Regions from separate parts of the Homo sapiens genome. Here region 1 is linked to region 2. Evidence: chromatin contacts called from ENCODE Hi-C or POLR2A ChIA-PET data. All regions are on one chromosome and are shown on one strand. The core of a region is the stretch at or near the end of the contact, and the rest is flanking DNA. Distances in the headings are between cores, read along the strand shown.

Region 1 (4,142 bases), core at 662-3,161, 100 kb after region 2:
ATGAGCAGTGTGGCATCACAGGCATCTTCCAGGTTTATGGCTGGAGCTCTGGATGGACTGTGGTGCTGTTGAAGCCAGAACCAGACCACGTTTGTGGGAAAGACAATAAATCGAGCCAATTAGGATGGGGAGGGGTGTTCAATAGTGCAGAGACAAACCTTGATTGAGGAAAATATGAGAAGGCTACATTTAGGAGGCAGGATTTGAACCAGGCCTTCAATACATCCAGAAATCAGAGCCAGGCATAGTGGGGAAATTGCAGGGGAAGTGAGGTTCCCAACAGAGGGAGCACCCAGAGCCTTATGGGGGATCTTGGCATTTTTATTCCATTTTTGTTTTAAGTAAACTTTGCATTGAAGTTCAGCATACCTATAGAAAAGTGCACAATTTATAAAAATACAAATCTATAAAAATTTAAGAAAACATATCATCCAGTTTCTTTGGGAAGGGGTTCATTTTTTTCCCCTAATTTTCTATTTTAACTGCATCTAGTTTTCTGATTGAAAGTGACATTGAATTCCTGGAAGTAAGCTGGGAAGAAAAACTCATTCTATGAGTGAATACACTTGGCAAGAAGTAGTGGGGCTGTAATTGTGATAGTAACAGTGTTACTAGAAAACATCGGTGACTGCTATTGTTATGTGTTATGCTGACTATAATTTGTACTGCATTAGAGGAACGTAATCAGAGAAGACTTGGAGATATCAAGTCTTGGAGTATTACTGATAAATAAATAGAAGTAATTCTAGACTGTACAAGAAAGAGTTCAGTTTTAGAAATTTTAAGTTTCGAGTGTTTACTCAAAACTCATACAGAAGTGGAAATGTCTGGAAGAACAAAAGGACAGAAGAATGCATGGGTGAAAAATCAAAGGAGGGATCTTGGCTCCAGGAGACATGTGTGAGTTCTGCTGTGGGGCTACATTTAATCATGTCAGAGTTGAGGTTCTTGCTTTAGGAGCAGTTACTTAGAATGAGATGTCCGGGATTTGTCTTTTTCTTTTATTTTACCCAGAAAGAAATGGAAGTAACTAGAGTGTCTGTTATACTGTTGCAAATGCGGTTCTGGAGCAACAAAGATTGATCAAAGCTGGAAGCAGGGCTTTGGGTATTGTCTGTTTTCAGAGAGTAATTGAAGCCACAGGTCGGACAAAATGGTCTGGGGAATGGACAGGGAGCAAGGTGACCCCAGTGTGTTGGAGGGTGCCAGAGCTCAGGGCAGGAGTCCCAGCTGTGCATGGTGGTGGCAGCTGCCCCGCTTGCCAAGCCCAGGTGGATGAGGTGGGCAGTGGGTGGGGGGCACTCATGCACCATCCACAGAGAGGGTTAGAAGCTAGAGTACTTTGCAGATGTCAACAGTCGATTGCAGACAATTAGGAGGCTGCCTTTTTTCTCCTTCTCCCAGGACCCCTAAGACAAACTGTCTGAACCATAACAGTTGAGTCTGAGGATATCAAATAAGTAAGGCAAAGAGAGACCCCGTGGAATAATTGTGGTTAGTGGCTTGCGGGGCTGCGGATGGGCTGTGGGGGGCGGGTTGCTCAAGAGAAAGAAACTTGCTTTTAATCAATGTGCTAATCCAGGACATAAGGTCTCCTTTCTCTCCCTCCCTTGTTTCATTTCCCAGGGCTCAGTCCCCATTCCCACCCCCTGCTCCCTCCCCATACTGGTTGAATGGAAATTTGGTCCAGTTTTTTTTTTTTTTTAATATAGATACATTAAAAAACAGACACTGATCTTCAAAGAAGGCTGCAATTTCACTGGCGACGGAATGTTTATAGCCACAATTTGTTTGGTTCTGATAAAATGCACATGCCCCGTTATTCCATTTTATTTTGCATCCCAAGCCAGGCTTGCTTCTTACATTGGCCTGTGCCTCTCCTAGTCAGCAAGACAGAGGGAGACAGAGAGACGGAGAGAGACAGAGAGACCTTCCTCGAGCTGTGGCTACATCTGCCTGTGGGTGTCCTGGACTCCATGGGCCCAGAGGTCATTGAATGTGGCGGAAGGAGACACAGTCCAGGAGTGAGGATGACCAGCCAGAGGGAATTTCAGGCACTCCCAGAGATACGTTATGCCCCATCAAGAGAAACACCAGCCTTCCCAGGTCTCGCTGAAGCTAGAAAATAATGCCCCCAGTTCTTCTTGGGAGATGGTGCAAGGGAGGTGAAAGAGTCTTGAAACTAAAAAATGTGGACTTAAATCTTAGCTTAGTCACTTTCCTGCGGTATGATTTGAACACAATTTTCTCCGAATTGGCTTCCCCGTTTGAAAACCAACAGCGTCTGCCCTACAGAACTGGTGTGAGAGTAAACAGATTAGGACCAGGTCAGCAGGACGGAGCATGCCCAGAAGAGAGTAGAAAGTGCAGTTTTGCCAAGGAGAGGGAATTGAGAGGAGTATTCTAGCCGGGAGGGCGGTGGGCACCCCAGCACACAGGCATGAGGAAACAGCATTGCTTGGGGGAGAAGTCTGAAGTGACTGGGTGTTTAGTTCAGAGATAGAGCAACAGGAAATGAAGCTGGCAGAACAAGAGGTCAGGTTGTGAGCCACTCTGAGGAGTTTAAGTTTCCTTTTGCCGGCCGTGGGAGAGCTTTAGGATTCTAAGTAGAGAACGATGTATGTTTAGATTGTGCCCTGGAAAAAAAAATGACCATTTGCAGCAGGATGGATCCACTGCAATGGTGGGAAGAAGAAAAGAAGTTAGAAAGCATAAGGGCAGGTAATGCTTCTCAGTACTGTGCATGCATTACTGAATTCACTGCGGCAGCAAAGGACACTGCCTGCAATGGTCAAGAGTTAGGACTCTGGGTTCTGATCTCAGCTCTGTCATGGACCAACTGTGGAATCTGGAACAAGGCAGTTACACTCGCTGTGCCTCAGTGACCCTATTTATAAAATGTGGATGGCAATAATGTTTATTGCCAATATAGATACTGTGAGGATTACATGAACTATTATTTTTTTTTTTTGAGACGGAATCTTGCTCTGTTGTCCAGGCTGGAGTGCACTGGTGCGATCTTGACTCACTGCAACCCCGCCTCCTGGGTTCAAGCGATTCTCCTGCCTCAACCTCCTGAGTAGCTGGGATTACAGGCGCCCACCACGACGCCCAGCTAATTTTTGTATTTTTAGTAGAGACGAGGTTTCCCCATGTTGGCCAGGCTGGTCTTGAACCCCTGACCTGCCCACCTCGGCCTCCTGAAGTGCTGGGATTACAGGCGTAAGCCACTGCACCTGGCCGACATGAATTTTAAATACAAAAGAAAACCACTGCAAAACACTTAAAGAGTGTGCATGGCAAATACAATACATGCACTCAATAAATGCTGCATATTATTTCCAGCTAAAATGTCAGAGCACTATGTGCTCTAACTAAGCAGTTTATGTATGTCATTCCATTTAATCTTTACATTTTCCCTGGAAAACAATTGCTACTTCTATATCTTTTTCTTTGCCTGATGAAAATTAAAGTTCAGAGAAATTGAATTCTTGCCCAGCATGATTAGATGCTACCTGGAGGAGCTGGGAAATAAAGCCAGATTTCTTCCAAAACCCATGGGCTTCAACATTGCCCGTTGAAAGAGGAAGAACAGGAATGAAAATCTCCAGTTCTTCAATCTTGAGTTGCAGGCAGTATATAAAAAAGCCAGTGGAGATATTGCTGATGGAAAGGCTTAACTTTATGCTTTTGGTAAGTGTTCCCTCCAGCCCCACTGCTTTCCATCAGCGTGTGTGTGTGTGTATGCATGTGTGTGTGTGTGTTGTGTGTGTGTGTGTGTGTGTGTGATTGGTCAGGCTGACTCTAGCCAGTGCTAATAATTCTCTGAGGAACTCTAAATGACACATTGCTGTTGATCAGATCAATCAGTCAAAGGGCACATTCTACATTTTTACTTTCACTGAAGTTTTCCTTTTTTCTTTCTTCCTTCATCAATTGAAATCTGATGAAGACAAACTCTTCTTAAAATCTGATAGGCTTTATTTAAGAAGATTTGTATGATTTTATTTGAAAAGTTAATTTTTAACTATAATTCAAAATTTCTCTGTAGGTAAAACCCTGGCACAAATTTTCAGTTCCCAGTGACAGAAAACAAAAGAATAATGAAATGCTGGGGTTGGAAGAGCCTCCAGCCCAACTCC
Region 2 (3,662 bases), core at 1,105-3,604:
CATTTTATGAGTAAATTGTTAAACTTCAATGCATCCATACTATGGAATACTACTCAGCAATAAAAGGGAACTAATTTGATTTATACAATGATCAGGATGGATTTCAAAAGAATTATGTTGAGAGAGAAGAGTCAATCTCAAAATGTTGGCCAGCGTGATTCCATTTATATACCATTCTTGAAATAAGAAAATTGTAGAAAGGGAGAAGAGAGCAGTGGTTACCATGGGTTTAGGACGGGTGAGGGCAGAGGGAGGTGGACATGGCTATTAAAGGGTAACCAGTGGGAACCTCATGTTAATGGAAGTGTTCAGTGTCTTGACCACACCTCTGTCAATATCCTGGCTGTGATAGCACACTAGAGTTATGACGGTACTCTTTACAATTTCTCACAACTTCCTGTGAATCTAGAATTATCTTAAAATAAAAAGTTAATTAAACAAACAAGCAAACAATTCTCATCTGTAATCTATTTATAAGGGGGACACATACAAATGACACAGAAATGTTTAGGATAAAAAGTTTTTTGAAAAAGACTGTAAAAGTACAATCCAAAAGAAAGCTGGAATACAATATCAATATCTGACAAAATAGACTTTGAAACCAAAAAGCTTTAATCAAACCAAAATTTATGAAGGATGATTCAAGCAGTAAAAGTAGCAAGCTTGATCCAATGACATGTGTGGAAAAGGAGAGTAAAGGTTGACAAAAAATTGAGACAGAAGTACCCTTGTTTAGGTGTATGTATATTATGGCATTTTGATCTGCAGATGAGAAAGTAAGAAAAAGCTCAACTGCCTTCTTCTTGCTTAATCATCACTTTCTCTGTGAGCTACTGAACTTATCTGTGGCTGTCCTGATGGTCCATTTCAGAGGCTTCTAAATGCCTACCTGTAGAACAGAGGTGGTTTGAGAGGTTGTTTTCACCAGTCTGCAGTGAAATGAGAAAAATAAGAGATGCAGCATGATTTTCATGACAATAACTTTCTTTGTTTCAAAGAAATGCTTTTGTCCCTGTGCCTTTAAAATGTCCTTTCTTGTATAAAATTATGCTGCTGATGTTACTATGTTTATTATTGTTGTTGTTCTAATTTCTTTAATTGGCAAGATTCGGAGTCTGCAGTACTTAGAAAAATTGCAAATAGATGTTGACTCTTTTGTTCTTCCTGAATCACCTCAGTGCAGAGATGAGAGTCTGGTGTTAGGTGACTGGTGCACCTTGTACAAGCTCACATCACTCTTCATGGTCTTTGTAATGATCTTGAGGCCTGTGTTTTTATTCTCCCCATTTAACAGAAGAGTAAACTGAGTCCAGATAATTTTGTTAAGCACTGATATTTTAGATTTTTGCTTATCATTTGACTCTAAGTTCAGATCACTTTTTTTTTTTTTTTTTTCAGAAAAATTACACTCTCCTATTACCCAAGTCATGTTTGAGTGGGATTTCTCTATGGATTGATGCTGTCCCAATCTTTGGGTCAGAGGTCCCAGTTGATTCATAAAAGTACACCTAGTTTAGAAAAAGTGACAGTATTTATTTGGGGGAAAAAGTTTTGAGCTCTCTGCATTAGGATCCTGCCAATATGCCCTCTCAAATTATATGCTTCTTAAGAAAAGAAGTTTGCTTTAATAAAAATAGATTCTATGCGACATGTTATTCTTCATAATTGGACCAAAGAGCACAAGGAGCACACACTTACAAGATAATCTGAAAATGAACGGACAAATAATATAGTAATCACCAAATCCTTATTACTTGAAGCCTATCTGCGCCAGGAGGCCCTTTCTCCCTTGATGATCAGGCCTGACCCCTATTAATTTTAATAGGAGTTAAATAGTCACGTCAAGGGAAGTATCAGGGAGTGCATTTGCAGCAAACCAACCCCAGAGATTAAGACCTCCACTTTTGGCTTTCTGCTGAAAATGTGACACATTGCCTGATGCTTATCTGCTTTTAATTGTGTGTTGTGTGTGTATGTTTTTCTCCCTTCTTTTTGCAGAGGAGGCAATTTGCAAATCGTTGCTATCTGCCTCCCTACAAGGAAGAGATAAATTATATGAGAGACTGTGGCGTTTGGCCTGTTTGATATCCTTTGCTGATAAATTGAAGTGTACCTTCATAATTAATACCCAATCTTTTCTGATAGGCTTTGCCACGCTAAACCTTGGAGGTATCTAACTGTAATGAAAAACCATTGTTGTGATCACCTTGCTCTTTTTTCCCTTTTTACCCCTTTCATCAAAAATATGCACAGAGGTTTTGTTGGACAGAAAGATCTCTCGGTTTTATTAAGCAGCATCTTCAAAGATTCAGCAGAGACAGACTTGCTTCTGTGAGCTTTGTAACATGTAAGTGACATTTCCCTGCGTTTAAATATGGCTTTGTTAGGCAGTGCTTGCAATCAGAATGCAAAAAAAAAAAAAAAAAAAAAAAAAAAAAAAAAAAAAAAGCCCCACTGTTAGAACCTGAAACCAAAGAGAAATAGATCCTCCTTTAGTTTCACTTTTGAAATAGGAAGTCGAGGGAAAGTCAAAATCAGACAAATCAAATTAGATTTAAAATTCCTGTGAACTCTCAGAATGCACGATCAGGATAAACATTTCTTTCTGAACCAAACAAAGCAAGACACCATTTAGTAAGATTTTATGATGGATAAGTGAGACTGCTCATTTGTGTACGACTTCACAACTAAGCAAAGTAATTAGAAAATTAGCTCATCAGCTCCCCAACCTTCTGACTCAGATGGGGCAAGGATTTTAGAAATAAGGCCATTTTACAGATAAGGAAATTGAGGCACAGAAAGTAGGCATGACTTCTCAAGGCAGACGTGGGATCAGAATATAGGTCTTCTGATATCTGCTGCAATTATTTTGCCACAAAAGAAGACTCTCCAACATTTTATGGTGATTTACATGTCAGTATATAGATATGAGGATTTTAGCCAAAACAGAGAAGAGATGAAGCCTGTGCCATCTCATTGGCTAGCCATCCCCTGTTGTCTTTCATTCTCTCTTTCTGCAAAACCTGCCACACCACAGGCTTTTTGAGGAGCATTCCTCTCACCTCATGCTCACTATTCTTGTTCCAGAGTCTTACTACGAATTTTATTCCTGGCTCCAGATCACATTCACTAGCCCTTGCTATTACGAGCGAAGTCATATTCCCCTGCCCATACACAGAGGCCAGAGCAAATCCTCAAGGCCTGGAAGGGGCAGCATCTTGGAGACACTTGGCAAGATACATGGCTGGAGACCTCAAGCTACCCTCCTAGACACAGATAATTTTTTTTAAGTTTCTGATTTGCAGAATTTTTATGGGGAAACAAAAGTAAATCAAACAAAACTAAATAAAAGACTGTATTTTTAAGGGCCTTTCATAAGTCGAATTGGCTCTTGCAATTCTTGTGACTCCACAACATGAAGCCATCTATCCACCCATCCAAACCTCCAACCTTCATTGGTCAAATATTAATTGAATCCCTGCTTTATATAAAGATCCTGCCTGCAGTGGAGCTTACATGCCAATATGAGATGGAGACAATGAGTAACAAACAAGTTTAAAGCAACAAGTAACAGACAAGTTGAAAGGTGATGTAGAGAAATGTAACACAGGGAGAGAAAGTGAGGAGAAGATCTACTACAGAAAATATGGTCAGTGAAGATG

The links. Hi-C counts contacts between places; a loop is a spot of excess contacts on that map. ChIA-PET counts read pairs that join two places held with the same protein, here RNA polymerase II (POLR2A). Pooled maps may share reads with other maps.
Region 1: a loop to region 2 is called in a map of CD4-positive, alpha-beta T cell, with 2.3 times the contacts of the local background. The contact joins two enhancer-like sites. A Hi-C loop is called at or near these places in 5 of 168 maps with a recorded cell type or tissue (CD4-positive, alpha-beta T cell, CD8-positive, alpha-beta T cell and naive thymus-derived CD4-positive, alpha-beta T cell) and 10 of 50 pooled maps. POLR2A ChIA-PET finds 5 or more read pairs at or near these places in 10 of 52 experiments (A549, CD4-positive, alpha-beta T cell, CD4-positive, alpha-beta memory T cell and 7 more).

The regions. Positions count from the first base shown.
Region 1 is chr14:97,722,131-97,726,272 of GRCh38, forward strand. All of the region lies in intron 2 of LOC105370651 (a long non-coding RNA gene), which reads left to right. Among named protein-coding and RNA genes, the nearest start is that of LINC02291, 38 kb to the left of the region's middle. Within about 2 kb of position 1,912, at least 3 of the 41 ENCODE cell types and tissues checked have a DNase peak (open chromatin) inside an H3K27ac peak, as active enhancers do; they include CD4-positive, alpha-beta T cell and CD8-positive, alpha-beta T cell, where a contact is called at or near this core.
Region 2 is chr14:97,618,302-97,621,963 of GRCh38, forward strand. No RefSeq gene overlaps it. Among named protein-coding and RNA genes, the nearest start is that of LINC02291, 67 kb to the right of the region's middle. Within about 2 kb of position 2,355, at least 3 of the 41 ENCODE cell types and tissues checked have a DNase peak (open chromatin) inside an H3K27ac peak, as active enhancers do; they include CD4-positive, alpha-beta T cell and CD8-positive, alpha-beta T cell, where a contact is called at or near this core.